2 separate regions of the Mus musculus genome follow, and region 2 is linked to region 1. The links are chromatin loops, found by intact Hi-C in ENCODE. Cell type or tissue: left cerebral cortex. All regions are shown on one strand. Links, peaks and the distances in the headings refer to the core of each region. The heading gives the core; the rest is flanking DNA.

The links. Peaks named below come from ENCODE experiments on the same cell type or tissue, not always from the same donor. Only the 100,000 strongest peaks of a DNase experiment are listed, where the experiment ranks them.
Region 2: a loop joins it to region 1, with 5 times the contacts of the local background. A loop is called at or near these places in 4 of 42 quality-filtered maps.

Annotation. Positions count from the first base shown.
Region 1 is chr4:116,987,485-116,997,621 of GRCm38, forward strand. Zswim5 (zinc finger SWIM-type containing 5) reads left to right here. Exons shown (of 14, transcript NM_001029912.2): 14 at 1-1,621. It overlaps Urod (uroporphyrinogen decarboxylase), which reads right to left and starts at 6,929. Exons shown (of 10, transcript NM_009478.4): 1 at 6,847-6,929; 2 at 6,101-6,213; 3 at 5,904-5,983; 4 at 5,764-5,826; 5 at 5,342-5,539; 6 at 5,080-5,241; 7 at 4,137-4,274; 8 at 3,909-4,009; 9 at 3,748-3,814; 10 at 2,481-2,964. The coding sequence starts at 6,866. The coding sequence ends at 2,803. It overlaps Hectd3 (HECT domain E3 ubiquitin protein ligase 3), which reads left to right and starts at 7,850. Exons shown (of 21, transcript NM_175244.4): 1 at 7,850-8,287; 2 at 8,463-8,623; 3 at 8,877-8,969; 4 at 9,048-9,183; 5 at 9,430-9,545; 6 at 9,634-9,747; 7 at 9,864-9,946. The coding sequence starts at 7,919. In left cerebral cortex, for the core only: CTCF peaks have their summits at 4,076 (motif pointing left) and 8,536 (motif pointing right); DNase peaks (open chromatin) are centred at 4,076, 6,386, 6,963, 7,860 and 1 more place; H3K4me3 peaks cover 2,796 bases; H3K27ac peaks cover 925 bases.
Region 2 is chr4:116,137,798-116,147,934 of GRCm38, forward strand. Lurap1 (leucine rich adaptor protein 1) reads right to left here and starts at 6,819. Exons shown (of 2, transcript NM_026547.1): 1 at 6,500-6,819; 2 at 1-37. The coding sequence starts at 6,697. It overlaps 2510003B16Rik (RIKEN cDNA 2510003B16 gene), which reads left to right. Exons shown (of 3, transcript NR_131048.1): 2 at 1-31; 3 at 909-1,044. In left cerebral cortex, for the core only: a CTCF peak has its summit at 5,709; DNase peaks (open chromatin) are centred at 3,605, 4,078, 5,500, 5,667 and 1 more place; H3K4me3 peaks cover 2,232 bases; H3K27ac peaks cover 2,573 bases.

The DNA.
Region 1 (10,137 bases), core at 1,013-9,012:
TCACTCCAGCTCTACAGTTCCTGAGGAGCTGGACCCTGCAGACCGGTCAGAAGCCCCCCCACAACATGTCACCTCACGCCCCTATATCCTGCGTGTCCTGGCCATTGGCCCCACTCCCTTGGCAAACACAGAACACTGTTCCGTCTCAGGGATTGCTTAACCAGAGAAAACAGAAGCATTTATGGTACTGTAAATACTATAGTATATGTGTCGTCAAGCATTGTAAAGCTGTAACTATTTATAATTCCGACTCTGATTTGACGGGCACTTAAAGTAGCTGTGGGTGGGAGAATAGGCTTGTTTTCTGAGGAGACTCACAACCATTTCTCAGGTTTCCCGTACAGAGTATATGCTGTTGGCAGTGGATAAGTGGGGGCGGCAGGGAGAAAAATGGACAGTTAAAATCCAAGTCTTATATGTCAGAAACTGTGGCCTGAAGATAGGACACCTAGCCTAATGGTCATTGAGGGGCAGAGGTCAAGAGTGGCTTAGATATTTGTCTCACAACGTTGTGAACACAGAAGCTCCGGCCTCTGCCTCACACACTCCAGGAGCCTGATGAACACCTGAATAACAAGTGCAGGGAGAAGACGAAGGTCCAGGAAGCCGCTGAGCTTACAAGATACATCTGCTCTGGTCACCTTTATGTTAGAGAATCTGCTCTCATCTCCAGTGTGTATGTGTGTATGAACATGTGTCTGTGTACAAAGATACACGTGTGCATGCCTGTGTCAGTTCTGTTAATTGTGTGACATGTGTTAGACTGGGTTTCATTTGTGAGTGATAACACATACCTAAGTGTTAAGTGTACTCATGTCTTCATGTTTAGTGTATGTGTGTATCTAGGCTCACACGGGTACCTATGTGTAAACATGTTTGTCTCTGAAGGTATGCCTGCTGACCATGATGTGTCTTTATGCGAGTGGTCTCTACGTGTAGTCTGTCAGTGTCTTCACACTTGAGGCTCTGCATGAGTGTGCCTTCCGCCAACTCTCTCTTGCCCATCCGTCCCTTAGTCTCTTGCTAGCTGAGCACTGTTATGCATCCTGTGCCTCCTCTGTTTACCTTCTCTCAGCAAACACGTTTCTAAGCACGTGTCCCTCTGCTCTTAAGACTGGCCACTTTTGCTCCATAGTTCTTTTTTTACACAAACGTGTTTTCTTCCTCCAACTCTCTACCTCAAACTTCCTCTGCCTACTCTCATCATAATCTCATTGGTAGCTCACTCGGAGGCTGAGGCTGGTATTCCTTTAGCCTTGCCCTTCCTAGTTTCTAGTTCTAGCGGATAAGCCCCATCTTAGCCCATGCTGACCTCCACAGTGTATCACGTTTGTACTACTTCATGACCCCTATGCTTAGCCTGGAATTATAGGAGGTAGCAAGGGCATTCAGAAGACTCAGTTGGATACAGGTGTCTTCGGTGTTTACTGTTTTGTCTTAGTTCCTGAGTTGGGTGGGGTTTGATAGGGAAGGGGTGGTGTAGTTAGAGAATGAACTGAGGACCTTTCTGTCTGACTGACTTTATTTTTCTCTTTGAAACCTACTTGTCATCTTTTTTATTCCAAGCTGACCAGTAAGTTGTATTCGCTGTTCGTGGCTACTAATAAATGTGTTACTGTCCAGCCAAGGGCCCCTACACTGTCTCAGCCCAATGGGTTGGCAAAAAAAGGAGAAGCCACTCCCATTTCTGTATCATGATTGCCCTTTTTTAGCAAGTATGTGAACTCAGTGCTTTTCTATGAATAAATCATGGCTCACAGAAATGATTTTTCTAAAAGCAGAAATTGTGTTCTCTCAGTAAATGAGGCCCTTCTCTCCTTTGATGGGACAGGGAGCTGGTTGGGCCTAAACAGAGATGTAATGACCAGTTGGAAGATTCCTCACATCACACCCATGCCCATAGCTCTAAGGCACCCCGAGACTCTGACCTAGGAAACAGTACTCTCCTAATACCACACGGTGATCAGGGCACAAGAGTCTGAGAACACCAGTGGGTATTCTCAGAAGATGGTGCACAGTGAACTTAAAGGCCAGAGGACCCTTTGGCTTCAGAGACCTTTTTGCCTAAGGCTACGATCTTAAGCAACTAAGCTCTGTATGTTTCTGCCCTCCCATACGACGGCATCAAAACTGAAGTCTCCTTAGTTCCTGTTTCCTTTAGCTCCTCTTTCCCTCCTGAACTCTGAAGTGTTTTAGCATCTTCTGTGCCCCCTTTTGAGCTGCTTCTCCTTCCTTCAGAGACACACAGCCCTGTGTTACAGGGACCCTGACCCTTGTCTATAAATGCCATAGCTCCAACTACCTGGAAAGCTGTACCTATTATCATGTCACTCCTGAGCTCGCATGGCTGTTAGCATATCGGTAGTGTGAGCCTGGTGTTAATGCTGTAGTGTGTGCTCACGTCTTCCCTGATACCTGAGCCCCAGACTGGGGGAGACTATGCAGAGGAAGCATAACAAAAGGAACAAAGGAGCCGGGCTGCTGGTACCGCCTTTAATTCCAGCACTTGAGAGGCAGGTAGGTGGATCTTTGTGAGTTTGAGGTCGTGTGTGTGTGTGTGTGTGTGTGTGTGTGTGTGTGTGTGTGTGTGTGTGTGTGTGAGAGAGAGAGAGAGAGAGAGAGAGAGAGAGAGAGAGAGAGAGAGAAACGGGGGGGGGCTGGGCAGGAAAGGAGGGGGCTTCAGAAAGAACTGAGGATCAGGACATAAGCCTTTACAAAAGAACATGCTAGACTCCAACTCTGGAAGTTTTATTCTCCTGGAAACAATCTCTGTTGGTGGCACTTGAGCAGAAAGGCATGTACTCAATTCTGTCGAAGCAGGCGTGAATGTTTGTGTACAGCATCCACAAAGGCTCCTACACGTTCTGGGTCCATGTCAGGGTAAAGCCCATGCCCTAGGTTGGCAATGTAGCGTTGAGGCCCAAAGTCATCCAGCATTTGCTGCACCAGCCGACCGATCTCTTCCTAGAGAACCAAGAGGGTACTGTCTACAGGAGAGGCCAGCAAAGCTGCATCCTCCCTCCACACACATGCACAGGAGTGCTTCTACACAGTGTGACTGTCATTAACAACGTATCAGACTCCTCATATGTCCCAAACATTAAGAAAATAGAAGTGGGGAGCCTGTGAGGTGACTCAGCAGGTCAGGTGCTTGCTATGCAACCTCTGATGACCTCCGTTCAATCACTAGGACCCGTACAAAGGTAGAAGAAGAAAACTGACTCCACAAAGTTGTCCTAGACCTCCTCATATGCACCATAGATACAGACCCAACACACAATAATAAAAAATAAATATTTCCAAAAAATACAAATGAGAGCTGGGTGTGATGGGGTATATCCATAATCCTAGCACTTTAGGGGAGAGAGGCAGGAACCTCAAGTTCCTGGCCAACCTCAGCAATACAGTGAGGTTGAGGCTAACCTGGGCTACATGAGACTCTGTCTCAAAACAGGGAGGCAGGGTTAGGAACTTAACTCAGTGGTAGAAAGCCTGCCCAGCAAGCAAGCACAAGGTTCTGGGTTGGGTCCTTAGCTTCAAGGAGTGTCCGTGGGTGGGACAGACAAATGGACAGCCACAAAAATAAAATTTAAATTGTAAAAATGTCCTGCTTTCTTAGAGTTTACATTGTGTGTACAGAACTGAGGAAAGGAGAGACAGGTACAATAAACCATACACATGTGATTCCCAACTATTGCACAGTACACAGAGAAAACTTTGTACACTTATGTTGGACCCAATTATTACCTCAGATGCATACAAGGCACAGGGATCCAGGTTCCCCTGCAGGGTCACTGCCTTCCCGACACGTTCCCTGGAAGCAGAGCCATTGCCACAGTCTCGCTGCATTATTTGGGGATTTTACCTCCTCCACCTCAGCCTCTCCTGCCCACTCCTCTGTCACTCACCGGGCTTTCTTTGGAGCCACTGTCCAGTCAAGTCCAACTACCTCATAGCCAGCCTGGGCCAGCTCTTCCAGGGCAAAATGTCCATCCTTAGCAAAGATGATCTGGAGAGAAAGAGCAGATCGCTGATGCTAAGCCTTTCTCGGGTGCACTTTTGCTGCCCTCCAGTGGTGATTTCAGTTTATGCAGGCTGAGTGCTGCAACCTTCACTCCACCTGTCCCAGTCCTCACCATGGGCACTGGTGCCAGGCCTGCCTTCTGCAACCCAGCCTTCACTCGCTTGGCCACATCACGAATGTAGGGCAGTGCAAACTTGCTGAAGAGCTCGGTGCCAAGATGTCCTGCGTGGGACTCAAAGAGCTGCAATGCCTATAAACAGGTGACAAGAAAAACACACAAAGAGGAAGTACCTCAGGCTCCATAGACACATGATATCTTAATTCTCCTCAGGTGACTTTAAACCCTGACACATTCCCTGAGGCACAACAAGTTTTGCCTTAAAAGAAAAAATAGAAACCAGCAGCGGTTGTGCACACCTTTAATCCCAGCACTTGGGAAGCAGAGGTAGGGGGACCTGTGAGTTTGTGAGTTTGAGGCCAGCCTAGTCTACAGATTGAGTTTCAGGACAACCAAGGATACACAGAAAGAAAAGAAAAAAGAAAAGAAAAGAGAAAAGAGAAAAAAGAAAAGAGAGAGAAAGAAAGAGAGAGGGGCAGGCAGTGGTGCACATGATTTTAACCCGAGCACTGGGGAGGCAGAAACAGGTGAATCAAAAATAATAATAACAATAAAGTTTTACCTTCTCCAGACCCTCAGACCTTAAAGCCCTGCTGACAGTCTCAGGAAGGGCTAAGAATCTACATGGTTCTCAACCTGTGGGTCACAACCCCTTCTGGGTGGAATGACCCTCTCTCAGGGGTCGCATATCAGATCTCCTGTATACCAGATATTTACATTACAATTTACAACAGTAGGAAAAGTACAGCTATGAATTAGCAACAAAATCATTTTATAGTTGGGGGTCACCACACCATGAGGAACTGTATTAAAGGGTCACAGTATTAGGAAGGTTGAAAACCACTTAGATACTCTAACCAGATCATTGGAGGAAAAGTAACATCCCTGCTTTCTCCAGTTTGGGAAACCATTTACCTATTTGTCCCTAAAGACTCACCTGAGCACCAGCAGCCACTTGTCCTATTAGGTATGGGACCAGAACATCAGTGAGTATGCCAAGCAGCTTGTGACTGGCCTGTGGCCTTTGGTAGAGCCATCGTTTGGCCTGAGCCATGGTGCTTGAACTGCCGCCTTCAACCATGTATGTCATTAGGGTCCACTACAAAAAGATGAGGACGGCAGACACAGGATCCCTTGTCTATTCCAGACCTAGGAGCCTGACCTCTCCATGCTCCCATCCACACCCCTGGCCGCATTACCGGAGCACCAGCAAAGCCAATTAGTGGCACACGTCCGGCCAGCCGTTGTCGAGTAAGGGTGATGGCTTGGAACACATAGCCTAACTCTGAAGCCGCTGCTGCTGGATCCCGTAGACGCTCTAAGTCCCGCTCTTCTCTTAATGGCTCTGGAAAGCTGGGTCCTTTGCCAGGTACCATGGTCACCTCCATGCCCAATGCCTTAAGGGGGATAAAATATATGGGTACACAGCCTGGAACTCAGAGGTTTCTGTTCAACGTATGCAACAAAGAAAAGACTAAAACCTCCTGCAAACTCCATCCCTAGCGTTTGCCGCTTCCCCGTTATGTATTTAAACCTGACAAGACAGAGGATTTCCAATGAGTGCCTTCCTCCCTCTCCCCTCTTTTTTTAAAGTCCACAATCCAGGATCAGGATTGAGTACCTGGGGTACAACAAGGATGTCAGAGAAAATTATGGCAGCATCCAGAGGAAACCTTCGTAGTGGCTGCAGGGAATAGCAAGTAGGTTAGTAAGGAGACACACTGGGGGCATGAACCCCACCCTGGTTCGTGGGGCCCTCACCTGTAGAGTCAGTTCACAGCAAGCCTCGGGAGATCGGCAGGTGCTGAAGAAGTCCTGGGCAGCCCTGGTTTCCCTAAACTCTACAAGGGGAGATGGAGGACAGGACTCAGCCACAAGGTCTTCCAAAGTTACTATCTTCTCCTATCTTCACCATCTAGAATTTCAGGTTTTATCTAGACCACAGCTTTGCCCCTGACCTGGTAAGTAGCGGCCTGCCTGTCTCATGCACCAAACGGGAGTATAGTCTGTTTCCTCTCCCCAGGCTGCTCTCAGGAACGTGTCATTCTTCAGCTCCGGGAAATTCTGGAGTCTGGAGATCAGGTGAAAGGTACAGGTAGGAGTAAATGTCATTATGCTAGACTGGGATTCGGGGAGGGCACCGGTCCAGTCAGGCCGTTATCTGCCTACTCCAGACCAGCTTGCAAACCATGGCTCCCCGCCCACCGCCTCCCCTCTATCAAGTGGCGCACAAGCTCCCAGGAGGAGGGCCCCACTAGGGCCTCTTTCCTACACATTTGTCCACTTTCCCAAACTCAAAGAAACTGGAGGGACTAGAGAAGTGGAATGAAGATCCAGTAAGGGGATTAGGGGAAAGGAGTTAATTTGGGGAACCGAGCGGCAAGCATGAGAAGCTGGGATCCCCAAAACGAGAAAGGATCAAAGCTGATGGTCCCAGGTGCTAGTTAGAAGTTCTGAGTCACCTCGAAAGAAAGTCTCGGGACGCAGTCCCGCACGGTAGTCCCTGGAATGGAGACTGCGGGAAGAGGGGGGGGCAGGGAGCGGGAAAGGTTCTGTTCCATGACTGCAAGATTTGGAATCTCAGCGACTTGGGTTCAGACTTGGAGAGCTCCAATAAAAATAAGAGTTTAAGGACATATCCCTGAATTGGAAGACTCGGATCAGAAAGTAACGTAGCCACAAGCGCGTGCAGCAGAAAACTCACCCGAACCCGTTCGCCTCCATGGTAAACAGTAACTGAGCGGTCTCCGCTTTAATCTGAGGCTCCGCCCCGACACCCCAGTCCCCGCCCCTTCCTGAAGAGAACCCTGGGCGGCGCCATATTGAGAACCACGTGACCGATCCAGTGACAGCTGTGGGGCTGCCCTCCCTGCTGCCCGTAGGACCCAAACAATTTTTTACCGTAAAGTCCACTGTTGCGACGCAGTAGCAAATGCCCCAAAGAAATGACTTCCCAATACATGTTAAAACTTTTCTCATCTGTGGTATAGAAGACTTAGTACAAGCCTCGCTCTCACTCCAGTCCATGAGTCTCACAATGTCGTCTAGCTGTATAGAAACCGAAGATTTTAGGCTCTACATTTACACTACTAACCAATTTGTAGAAGTGGTAAGAGTGCTGAGCAGGACAGGAACTGCTCTAGCAATCGTCTAGGAAGCCAAAATCGCATTTAAGTGGGCAACGATTATTAGTCTCCTGGAATTAGAAACAACAAATAGCATCTATCCAGAACGATTGTACATTCCTATCAGTGACTGGAAAAGGGGTCATTCTACCAAACATTTTAGTCACACGCCCCCTAGGATAGTTGAACAATTTTTATAAGATTTCTCAAGCCTGGTGTGGTGGCTCACGCTTTCAATCCCAGCAGTCGGATGGTAGAGGTGCGAGGATCTTTGAGTTTGAGGCTAACCTGATCTACAGACTGTAGTGAGTTCCAGGACAGCCAGGACTACACAGAGAAACAAAACAACACAATAACAACAAAAAGATTTCTTCAAATGTAATATTCGTTGGGGACGGGGAGACAAAGACAGGACTCCAAATCATCAGAGTGGGTCGAATAAAGACTGAACAAGGATAGTAGCACTCGGTGGCGGGTTACAAAATAGGAACACCTGACACTATGGTGGTAATAGGTTGTGCATTTAATCTAAAACATACGGTAAGGTAGGGTGGGAGGTGGGGCCGGGTGTGGTGGGAAGCTCTGCTTGCTGTCCCCTGGCTGCGGCCGGCCAGGGTTTCCCTGGACGAGTCTCACTTCAGCGGCTTCGCTATGGCCGGCCCTGGCCCCGGCGCGGCGCTTGAGTCCCCGCGGCAGCTCCTGGGTCGCGTGCGCTTCCTGGCGGAGGCGGCGCGGAGCCTCCGGGCCGGGCTGCCACTGCCTGCGGCGCTAGCTTTCGTGCCGCGGGAAGTGCTCTACAAGCTGTACAAGGACCCGGCGGGACCCTCGCGCGTGCTGCTGCCCGTGTGGGAAGCAGAGGGCCTGGGGCTGCGTGTGGGAGCCGTGGGCGCTGCCCCGGGCACAGGCTCTGGACCCCTGCGCGCCGCCCGTGACAGTATCGAGCTCCGGCGCGGCGCCTGTGTGCGCACCACTGGCGAGGAGCTGTGCAACGGCCACGGGCTCTGGGTGAAGTTGACCAAGGTGCGCCCCGGATGGCAGGGACCCCACAAAAGACCCCCTGGATCTAGCCAGAGCCCTGGTTGTTCCGCCCCCTTATCCCATAATGAGCTGGCATTGCTTTCCGTGCTCTTTGCCCCGGGCTGGGCTGGGCGAGCAATTGAGTTGATTTCTGTCCCCATCTGACTCGTCCCTGCAGGAGCAGCTGGCCGAACACCTGAGTGACTGTAGTCTGGACGAAGGCTGGCTTCTAGTGTGTCGACCAGCAGAGGGCGGAGCCCGCCTTGTACCTATTGACACTCCCGACCACCTGCAGCGGCAGCAGCAGCTATTTGGCGTGGACTACCGGCCGGTGCTCAGGTCCTGCAACTCAAAGGACGCTATTTGGTGTCTGGCGGATGCGGAGGGTTTCGAAACACAACCAAAATCTAAACCTTGGGTTGTGTGAGAGAGAGAGATTTGGGTGGAGGTGGGGTAAGAACTGGCAGAGATGAGACCTGAAGGGGGATGAGGCTTCTAGGCTTGGAGCTAGAACTCCAAGGCTCCAGATCCTGAAGGTGGTGTCCTGTTTCCCCGTACCTCCCTCCTCATTTACTCCACTCTGTGCCTACAGATGGGAACAGGTAGTGGACCTGACCTATTCACATCGCCTGGGATCCAGGCCTCAGCCAGCAGAGGCATATACAGAAGCTATACAAAGGCTACTGTGAGTTATCTGGAACGGGGTGGGAGAGGAGGGAGCAGGGCCTGAATCCAACCTAATTAGGGGCTTGGGGCTATTTAGCTATGTGCCCCCAACATGGACATATGAGTGCGACGAGGACCTGATCCACTTCTTATATGACCACCTGGGCAAAGAAGATGAGAACCTGGGTAGTGTGAAGCAGTATGTGGAGAGCATAGATGTTTCTTCCTATACGGTGGGTACTGGACTCCTCCTGTGCCTAGATACAGTCACATCCCTCAATGCTAGGTCCAGAACTCCCATCACCAAACTAGGGCCAAACCCATGTCCCCATAGACCATACTTAGTCCCACTACCCTTGGAACCCCTCTAAGGACCCCAGACACCCTTCCTATCCCACACCCACTCCAACTCTGCTGTTTCTGTTCCCTGACCCAACACACATGCCCAGTGTGACAGCACCTCTCTGCCCTTACCTTAGGAGGAGTTCAATGTGTCCTGCCTGACAGATAGCAACGCAGATACCTACTGGGAGAGTGATGGGTCCCAGTGCCAACACTGGGTACGGCTTACCATGAAGAAAGGCACAATTGTCAAGTGAGTGGGCTCTGGGCATGACAGGGTGGATGAGCCATGTGCTGCGGGTGCCTAGAGACTCATTCAGATACATACTCTGGGTCCTCAGGAAGCTGCTACTCACAGTGGATACCACAGATGACAACTTCATGCCGAAACGGGTAGTAGTCTATGGGGGTGAAGGGGACAACCTGAAGAAGCTGAGTGACGTGAACATTGATGAGTGAGTAAGCTGTCCTGGGGGCGGGGGCGGGACCAAGCTTAGCTTGAATGGAACCCCAGAGGTTCCTGAAGGCCTGTGGCAGCAAATACCTGAACTGCTTTATACTTGGCTCCTAGGACCCTGATCGGGGATGTCTGTGTATTAGAGGACATGACCGTCCACCTTCCAATCATTGAGATCCGAATCGTTGAGTGTCGAGGTAGGGCTCAGGACTATAAGGAGTTTCAGGATATGGGTGAGGGCAGGCTGATAATGTGGAGAGGAGAGAAGAGAGTGGACTTGGAGTTAGGGTAAAGCTTCGTGTCTTAGTCGGGGTTTTTATTCCTGCACAAACATCATAACCAAAAAGCAAGTTGGGGCACCAGGCGTGGTGGCACACGCCTTTAATCC
Region 2 (10,137 bases), core at 1,468-9,467, 850 kb before region 1:
GCTGCAGGATCTTCACATCGATAGCTCGCAGGTAAGCCTGAGGAAGTGAGAAAAGAGATTAGTTCCGTTTCAAGCTGAGTTCCCCAGGTGTTTCCCGAATCTTGCAGTTCAGCCAGCTACACTTCACTTTTAAAAGCACGGAAAGAGATTGGGGGTGGGAGGGTTAGAGCAAAGAGACTCCTGTTTAAATTTTCAGATCAAGCTAGGCTGGAGATCAACTTGCCACCTTAGCATGTCTGAAATCCTGGGTTCCATCATGCCTTGCACCAGACAAAAAAGCAACTTCCCAACCAGGCAGTGGTGCATGCCTTAATCCCAGCACTCGAGAGCAAAGGCAGTCGGATCTCTGAGTTTGGGGCAAGCCTGGTCTACAGAGCTTACACAGAGAAACCCTAGCTCAAAAAACAAAGCAAAACAAAAAAACCCACCAACAACAAAACAACTTTCCTATTGATTAGCTACACGATTCTAAGTAGCTATTCTATTTTCTTTGAGCCTCAGTTTCCTTGATTGAAAAACAAGGCTAGCCCGGTAGTGACGGATTTAATCCCAGAGGCAGGAGGATTTCTGAGTTTGAGGCCAGCCTGGTCTACAAAGTGAGCTCCAGGACAACCAGAGCTACACAGAGAAACCCTGTCTCAAAAAATAAATAAATAAAAACTAAAAAAGAAAGAAAAGGAAAAACAGGCTAAATCATTCACTTTACAGCATGAAAGCAAGGATTTTGAAATGCTATCAGGTGTGCACTTTCTACAGGGGAGGCTTTGTAGGTGTTAAATATTAAAATATGAGGCTAGGGGGGTTGGATGTAGCTCAGTGGGAGGAACACTTGCCTAGCATGCACTAGGCCCTGGATTCTGTCCCTAGCACTGGATAAACTAAGGTGGTGATGCACACTTGTAATCCAGGCACTCTGGAGGTGGAAGGAAGAGGATCAGAAGTTCAAGGCCATTCTCAGCTATGTTGGCAGTTCAAGACCAGCCGGAGCTTCATGAAACCCTGTTTTAAAATTAATGAAATAAAATAATAAAATAAAACAAGATTTAAAAAAAATATGGTTCATGCATATAACTTTAGCACTTAAGAAACTGAGGAAACACTTGAGAGGCAGAGGCAGGAAGATCAAGGCCAGCCTAGTCTACAAAGTGAGTTACAGGTTAGCTATGACTACATAGTAACACACTGTCTCAAAAATCAAACAAGCAAACAGGCTGAGGTGGGAATCAAGAGTTTGAGGCCAGGGGCTTAAGAGATGGCTCAACAGTTAAGTGCTGGTGCTTCTCATGAGAACTGGAGTTTGGTTCCTGCCCTGAGAATTTTGGTTGCTTTTAAAAAACTGAACTAGGGGGCTGGAGAGATGGCTCAGTGATTAAGAGCACCGACTACTCTTCCTGAAGTACTGAGTTCAATTCCCAGCAACCACATGATGGCTCACAACCATCTGTAATGAGTTCTGATGTCCTCTTCTAGCATGTAGGTGTACATGCAGATACAGCACATGGACACATACACACAAATCCAAAATCCATTCTGACTGGGTGTGGTAGTTTGAAGAGGAATGCCCCCCCACACACTCATATGTTTAAATGCTTGGCCCGTAGAGAGTGGCACTATAAGGAGGGTGGCCTTGTTGGAGAAAGTGTGTTAGTAGTGGGTGAGCTTTGAGGTCTCCTCAAGTTATACTCAGTGTTTCTCAGTCTCCTTCCTTCTCCAGCCTGAGGATCAAGATGTGGAGTTCTCTAGCCCCATGCCTGCCTTCATGCCACCATGTTTCAAACCTCTCAACTCTAAGCTGATCCAAATAAATGTTTTCCCTTGGAAGAATTGCTGTGGCCATGCTGTCTCTTCACAGCAATAGGACACTAAGACACTGGGCTTCACACCTTCTATTCGAGGTAAACTATTAGACCAACCCAGACTCACCCATAGGACTTAGAAACCAAAGGATAGCTCCTAAGGTGTTATCTGGGAAGCAGTCTGGGCCAAAAGGAGGTAGGAGCTGAGGAGTCAAGTGAGTGCTAGCTTGATTGCCTGAAGACTGGGTAACCAGGCAAAGCTCAGGGTCAGAATCCCAATACTTGGGATTTGGGGCCAGTGGTCTCCATTTAGTCTCCTGGAAGGAAGAGTAATGCTCACAGCGTAATCTCCAGGACCCCTCCGCATGCAAGTGCCCCAGGCTAACCTCCTCAAGCACGAGTCTGAAGCTGCTCCTGTGCTTTGCCGTGCTCTGAGAACGAAGTCTACCCGCATCCGCAGCTGCATTCCCAAGCCTGTCACACTGGGGCCCTTGTCCATCTCTAGCTTGAGTCACCTCACTGCGAACCAAGATCCTGCTACCTTTGTTGTTGTTTTTGAGATAGGTCTCACTGTGTCCCCCTGGCTGGCCTGGAGCTCACTCTGTATGCCTAGGTAGCCTCAAACTCACAGAGCTCTGTTTGCCCTTGTCTTCTCCGAGTCCTGGGATTAAAGGAGCACACCAGTACACCTGGTACATTATTGCTTTTAAATTTATATTTAGTTTCAGTTTCAAACAAAATCAACCAACTCATATAGAAATGGGCCTGGTGGCATAGTTTGTAATCCCAGCTACTGAAGAGGTAGAGGCAAGATTGCAAATTCAAGGTCATTCTAGACAACTATTTCAAAATAGAAGATATTTTTTAAAAGGACTTAGAGGGCCAGCAAGGTGACTTAGCAGGTAAGGGCACCTGCCTTTGCCTCCCATATGATTAAAAGTGTATGCCACAATGCAATGTCTGACTTCACTTGCTGTTTTTGAAGACCGAGTTCAGTTCCCAGCGCCCCCACATAGTGTCTCATAACAATCCTTAACTCCAGTCCCAGGAGAAATGAAGCCCTCTTATGACCTCTGCAGACCCCAGTCATATTAATGGTCCACACATACATAAACAGGCAAAACAAACAGAAAATATAACTTTCAAATTCCATGTGACAAATGGTAAACAACTGCTCCAGAGAATTGTACCCACCCGGAGGGCCATAGCCCAAACCTAGATGGAAGACGTGAGCTAAGACTGGTTAGGCTAGCCTTGACTAGACAGTGGAGAGAAACATTCCAACCGAAGGATGTACCCTCCTCCAGTTCTAGGTGGCAAACACCTGACACCACGTCACTCCTCCGGGTCAGCTCTTCTGGGAGGCAGGCCCTCATTCCAGCATTTTTCCTTGAACTTCTGATTCTGCTGCCTAACCTCCAGAGTGCTGGGATTACAGGCATGCCGTGCCACACCCAGTTTTATGTAGTGCTGAGGATTCAACTCAGGGCTTTCAGAAAGGCAAGCACTCAACATCGGAGCATCCCCAGCCCCCAACAGCATTTCTCTTCCTGTACAAGCCTCAGTCAGTCTCTTCCTTCCCTAACCCTGAGAGCAATCCCTGCCCAATTCATTTGAGGTTCTCTGCCTAAGGTTGCATAGAATAGCTGTAGTTCAATTTTGTGATTCACTCCCCTTCATTTATCTGATCTCTCTGTTGGTCCCCAAGACTCAAGAGGCTGAGTTGTACTGTGTTGCTTAGGAAACCACTCTGAGCACCAGATTCTTTAATCCTGCAACAGTGGGATTCCCTGACTGTGACAGCATCATCTCCCAGAATAGAAGCAGAAGGCTTTCTCGATAGAAAAAGAAACACTCATTTCATGCCATCTCTTTGGAAACAGAGCAGAAGATAAATAGAGGCCACCTAATGCTTTTCCCTGGAGGCTCCTTCTCTTCCCCTTAAGTAGATGAGACTCTGCCCAGCCCAGGTGTTCAGAGCAGGGCTCCCTCTGTGTTCAACCCAAATCGGGCCTCAGGTTAAAAGCCGGAAGACCAATTTGTAGAGCCATGGTAACTGACTGCTGGCATTAAACATTGTCAGTAAAATAAAAGCTCTTAACAGGTGTCTAGTTCTACAGTTATCCCCTATTTCCTCCACCAAAGGGTAAAAAGCCCTAAAGACAAGGAGGAGACAGGGCCCTCCTTAAGACAGCAAACACATCAGAAGCAGAGAGAAGATTTGAACCCATGTCTTTCCTCCATTCTTTGCCTAATACATTCTCACAAACTGCTCTGTGGGGGTGGCTTCTCATAGCAACAGCTCTTTGGGTGGACTGAGAGATTGCCATTGTTTGCCATTCCCACACATCTCAGAATCTGGCTCTTTACAGACTAGGGAAACAAAGCAAGAGTAGGAAGCCAACAGCAGGGTTGACCTTAGCCTGAAGGGCAAGTGTCTGCTCCTACACAAGGAGAGCAGGGCGAGGGGCATATCAGAGGGCTTGGGTCAGCTCTGCCTTACTGGCCTCAAACCTCCTGCCCTACCCTTGTGCTTCAGTAAACCAGAGGGTAGAGCAGAGTACAAGAAGAAATCAATGCTTTCCTGGCCTGAGGGAGAAAGGAGCCTGACTGGAGATCTTCCTCCTCTACTGGTACACTGTTCATGGGAAACCTAGACCCCAGGCTCGATGGGCCAAAAGTTAAAAGACGAAATTAGAAGTTAAATGTACTCCCTCAAAGTTTATAAAGAATGAGAGTCAGAGGTCAGGCTGGCCTCCGGATTCCCTGTATGAGAAGCAAGCCCATGGGCGTTTGAAACTTTTCTCATTTCAATGACACAAAGTGTGCCTAAAGTATCTGGCACAAAGCATGTCTTCATGATGAATGTGGCCAGATGATCTGGGCTCCAATCCTGACTTGACTTTCCTGAGTGACCTTGGGCAACTGCTTAACCTCTTCTTACCTCATTCTTTCATCTGTGAAATACCATGTATCAAGCCAAGCATGGAGGAGACATCACATAGCAGCCGTGGTACAGCTGGATTGTAGAGCGCTCTCCTAGCGTGTGAGAGGGTTCAATCTCAGGACCTCCGAGAAGAATGGCTGGGGAGAGGTGGCTCAGCAGTCAAGAGCACTTGTTCTCACAGAGCACCCAGGTTAGGTTCCCAGCACCCACATAGTACCTTACAACCATCCATAACTCCAGTTCCAATTGATTGGATGCTCTTTCTGACATCCATGGGCAACAGGTATGCATGTGATACACACATACACACACCAGCAAAATACTCCTACACATAAAGTTTCTTAAAGTTCTTTAAAAAGAAAAACACCTTGTACCATCCTGGATGTTAACACATGGCTTATATTCTAAGTATAATTTAATTTCCAGCAGGGAATGGTAGCACATGCCCATAATTCCAGCACTCAAGAGCCTGAGATAAGAGGAATATGAGTTTGGGGCCAGCCTGAGCTACACAGTAAGCCCACATCTCAAAAATAAAACAAAACAAAACACCTTAGTTTTCAAAGGACAAACTAGGTAAACTCTCTCTATGCCTTGAGCAATTTGTACAAAGAGACAAACCAGACCTCTTTAAGAGGAGAATACAGCCACAGCCCTGCTCAGCAGAATCTGGCACTCAGATACAACCTTCAAAGCCAAATGCACACTTGGCATTCAGATCCTGCCCTCAGCGATCCTCTCTGACCACTCAGCTCCGAAGGTTCTCTTAGCCTCTCTTACCATAGAATGAAAGCCCTGGACCTGCCTTCAAGGTCCCATGTCCTTCCTTCCACCCTTCCAGATCTGCTTGCCACAGGTTGTGCACACAGTGGGGCCCCAGGAAGACTTGTTAAGCCAGTGTGGGCTTCTGGTTCAGAGCCAGTGAGTAGCTGGCAGTTCCTCAGTTCTCCAGAACTGGCTGCAAAGTGGTGGCAGGTGTAATTCATCTCTTTCACCGGAACCAGGGCCCCAGGAGAGACCGCTGGGACCCGGCTGCCCATTTGGCTCAGAAACCAGACCAACAGCTACCAGAGAAGGGGGTGGGGAGGTGTGGCTGTTTCCTCCCCCTTTCTGCAAGAAGGTACAGAGACCCTGAGACTCTGTCTGAGACTGAGCCCCAGGTGAAGGACCAACTCGTACTGTGGTGCTACTGTGCCTCTATTAAGGTCTTCGAACGTCTAATACCGTGATGGTGGGATGCTTAGGAAAAGGACAGGTTTTTAGTGTGCCCCACCAGTGCAGGCAGTTTCCAGCAGGTATTACCTCACCAAAGCTCTTTTTTTTTTTTTTTCTGAATCCTGACACGAACACCCTAGGGCCTTAAGAACAAAACCTCTTCCCCTGTTTGCCAGAGAAGGGGGCAGAAAACGGTTGCCTTATAGTGGAGTCTGAAGAAATTGGTGGCCCCGGATGCCGATGGGAAGAATTTGCGCTGTACTAAGTTTTTTTTGTGTGCTACTTAGCCCTCGCCTCTCTCCTTCCGATTATTGGGCAGGGAAAACTTCCAAGAGATGTGCCTCCTACTCTCAGTTCTCAGGACCTATCAACCCTTCATTCACCCTTGGGAGACAAATAATGAGACGTCACTTCACTCTGCTTTCAACCCAGGATGTATGGATTGATCTTGGAAGGACCCTCTTCTCCAGCCCAACTCCGGGAACCTGCCCCTGCCCCTACAAATATCCCGTTCCCCGTGGCCTGTAGCACCCACACTCACCAGCTCCATCCTCAGCGCCATGATCTTGTCCCCTAGGCCGTGGCCGGTGCTGGGCGCCCCCGGGAGCAGCACGTCCCCAGAGGTTCCCAGCTCGCACTCGCCTCGAAGCCCGCGGAGCAGTCCTTCAGGGATCTTCCTGCCCACCTTGCCCTCCACGTCTCGCAAGTCCGGCGTCTGGGACTCCGCGGTCCCCTCCATGTGGGCCCAAGCCAGAACAGGACTGGGCGACCAGGGTCCGGTTCCCAAGGGTCCTCCCTTCTCTGCTACGAACGCGGAGCGAAACCCGTGGATCCCCGCCCGCCCCGCGCGGGGGGTGGGGTGGGGGAACAGGAGGAGGGCGCCGTAACGCTCAGAAAAGCCGCGCAGTTGGGGGAGCGAGGTACCGAGTGGTATGCACACAACTTCTAGCCCTGGAGGCGTTCGACTAGGTGATCCTGGATTTGGAACTGAAGACCTCAAAGAAAGCTCAGTGCCTTCTCCCTGTGTTGGCACCAACTAGACACGCAGCAGGAAGCTAATAAATATTTTCTGGATGAAAAGTAGCCCCAATCGAGGTAACACGGCTGCAGAGGTTTTGGAAGGCTTTCTGCTCAGGAGCTGTGCCTGTTACAGGGGCTAGAATACAGCCACTCAGTTCACAGACACCTCCCAGCATCTAGAAATCAGCTGAAAGAGTAATAGAAGGGCAATCCCCCTGGCCAGTGAGAAACAACCATTATTAAAATTGAAGGAATCCACAAATCTTGATGTTCATCTTACATGGGCTAACAAAAGAGGTGCTTCCTAAGACTGACTGTAAATATGGGTACTCTGAAAACCCTGGCAAGTTAGAGCCTGAGGTCCTGCATTGGCTTTTGTTTTGTTTTACCAAGATAGGGTTTTTCTGTGTAGCCCTAGAACCCACTGTAGACCAGGCTGTCCTGGAACTAAGAGATCCTCCTGCCTCTACTGGGGTTAAAGGCAGGTGCCACCACAGTCTGGCTTTTCTTTTTTTACAGAGAGGGTCTCACTGTGTGGTCCATAGCCTAGAACTTGCTATGTAGAGTGGACCGGCTTTGAACTCACAGAAATCCACCTGCCACTGCCTTACCAGGAATTAAAATCTTTTTTAAAGATTAATTTTAAAGATAATTTTCTATCTTAATTACAAGTATTTTAAAAGTATGTTCATGTAGGGATATGTACACATGAGTACAGGTGTCTAGAGGCCACAGAAGGGCAACAGATCCCTAGAAGCTGGACTTAGAGTTGTGAACTATGTAACATGGGTGCTAGGACTGAACTCGGGTCCTCTCTAAGAGTCGTATGTGCTCTTACCTGCTGAGCCATCTCTAGCCCCAGCCCCAGCCCCAGCCCCAGCCCCAGACCTGAGAGTCTGCATTTTTTTTAAAGATTTATTTATTTATTATATGTGTGTATGCTGTAGCTGTCTTCAGACACTCCAGAAGAGGGAGGGCATCAGATTTTTGTTACGGATGGTTGTGAGCCACCATGTGGTTGCTGGGATTTGAACTCGGGACCTTTGGAAGAGCTGATGGTGCTCTTAACCGCTGAGCTATCTCATCAGCCTGAGTCTGCATTTCTAAGAAGCTATAGGGGGATAGCCATGCTACAGTTCTGAGAACCACACTAAGTGACACGGTTATGTTTCTAAGCTGTTTGGACTTAATTCTACAGGTAAAGAAGGGCCAAGAAAGAGCCGGGCATGGTGGCACGCCTTTAATCCCAGCACTTGGGAGGCAGAGGCAGGCGGATTTCTGAGTTTGAGGCCAGCCTGGTCTACAGAGTGAGTTCCAGGACAGCCAGGGCTATACAGAGAAACCCTGTCTTGAAAAAAAAACAACAACAAAACAACAACAACAACAAAAAAGGGCCAAGAAAAAAGATTGTTTTGTTCTGTTTGGGATTTTAATCCAAGTATTTCCAACCCACTGTTACAAAAAGATGTACAATGAAAAAAAAAAATCTCTTCCCTCTATTCTTTCAAAGCTCTGGGCCTACTTCCCAAAAACCACTTTCAGTTTGTTTTGTGGGTTTTTTTGTTTGTTAGTTTGTGTGTGTGTGTGTGTGTGTGTGTGTGTGTGTGTGTGTGTTTAGCTACTCATAATTCTAGATTTTTATTTATTTATTTACTACATGTGTATCTATGTATCTGTGTGTCTCTGTGGGGGATATATATGTAAGCACAAGTCCCCCCAGAGGTCGGAAGTGGGTTTCAGATCTCCTAGAATTGGAATTACTAGCAATTGTGAACCATCTGATATAGCTCTTGGGAACTGACCTCAGGTTCTATTTGAGCAATGTGAGCTCTTATCTGCTAAGCCATCTTTCCAATCCAACCATTCATAATTTTAAACAATTTTCTACCATTCCTTCTAAATTTAAATATTACATACTGACTTCCTAGAACTATATGGGTGATTTTTCTTTTGAGTCTGTTGATGGCCTCGACTTAAGAGGCCCATCTGCCTCCCTAGTGCTGGGATTACCTGTTTGTGCCACAGACTCAGGCTTAAATACATGCACTTTGTTTTCCTCCGAGACACAGTTTCATATAGCCCAGGTTGGCCTCAGTTGTGTAGCTGAGTATGGCCTAGAGCTTTTTTTTTTTTTAAAGATTTATTTATTATTATATATAAGTACACTGTAGCTGTCTTCAGACACACCAGAAGAGGGAGTCAGATCTTGTTACGGACGGTTGTGAGCCACCATGTGGTTGCTGGGATTTGAACTCTGGACCTTCAGAAGAGCAGTCGGGTGCTCTTACCCACTGAGCCATCTCACCAGCCCCCCCCCTTTTTTTTTAAAGATTTATTTATTATTATATCTAAGTACACTGTAGCTGTCTTCAGACACATCAGAAGAGAGCATCAGATCTCATTACAGGTGGTTGTGAGCCACCAGATGGTTGCTAGGATTTGAACTCAAGACCTTCAGAAGGGCAGTAAGTGCTCTTAACTTCTGAGCCATCTCACCAGCCCAGCCTAGCACTTCTGATCCTGCCTATTCCAAGTGTTGAGGTCACAAGTGTGCTCCATCATACCTTAGCTCTCCTTTTCATTACTTGACCCATGGTGTGTGGTGGTTTAAATGAGAATGGTCTCCATAGGCTCACATATTTGAATGCTTGGGTCTCAGTCAATGGAACTGTTTGGGAAGGACTAAGAGGTGTGGCCTTGTTGGAGGAAATGTGTCATTGGGGGTTGGCCTTGAGATTTCAAAATGCCCAAGCCATTCCGGGTTAGTTCTCTCTGCTTTGTGCTTGTGGATGGAGATGAGATTTGAGTTCTCAGCTAACAGTCCAGCACAATGCCTGCCTGCCCACCTAATGCCATCCCCAACCCCTGTGGTGGTCATGCATTCTAACCCTCTGAAACCCATGAACCTCAATTTTAAATACTTTTCCTTATAAGTTGCCTTGGTCCTGGTGTTTTGTCAGAGCAACTGAAAAGTAACTGTGGTTTTTATCCCATTAATTAATTTATTTATTCACTTTACATTCCAATCAAAGCCCCCCTGAGAAAGTTAGTAACTAAGTTTTTAGCCAGGGATTAGCAAAATATTTGCCTTTGTGAAAAATTGCCCTGGATTTTTGTTTTTTTGTTTTTTTCTTTTTTTGAGAGAGGGTTTCTCTGTGT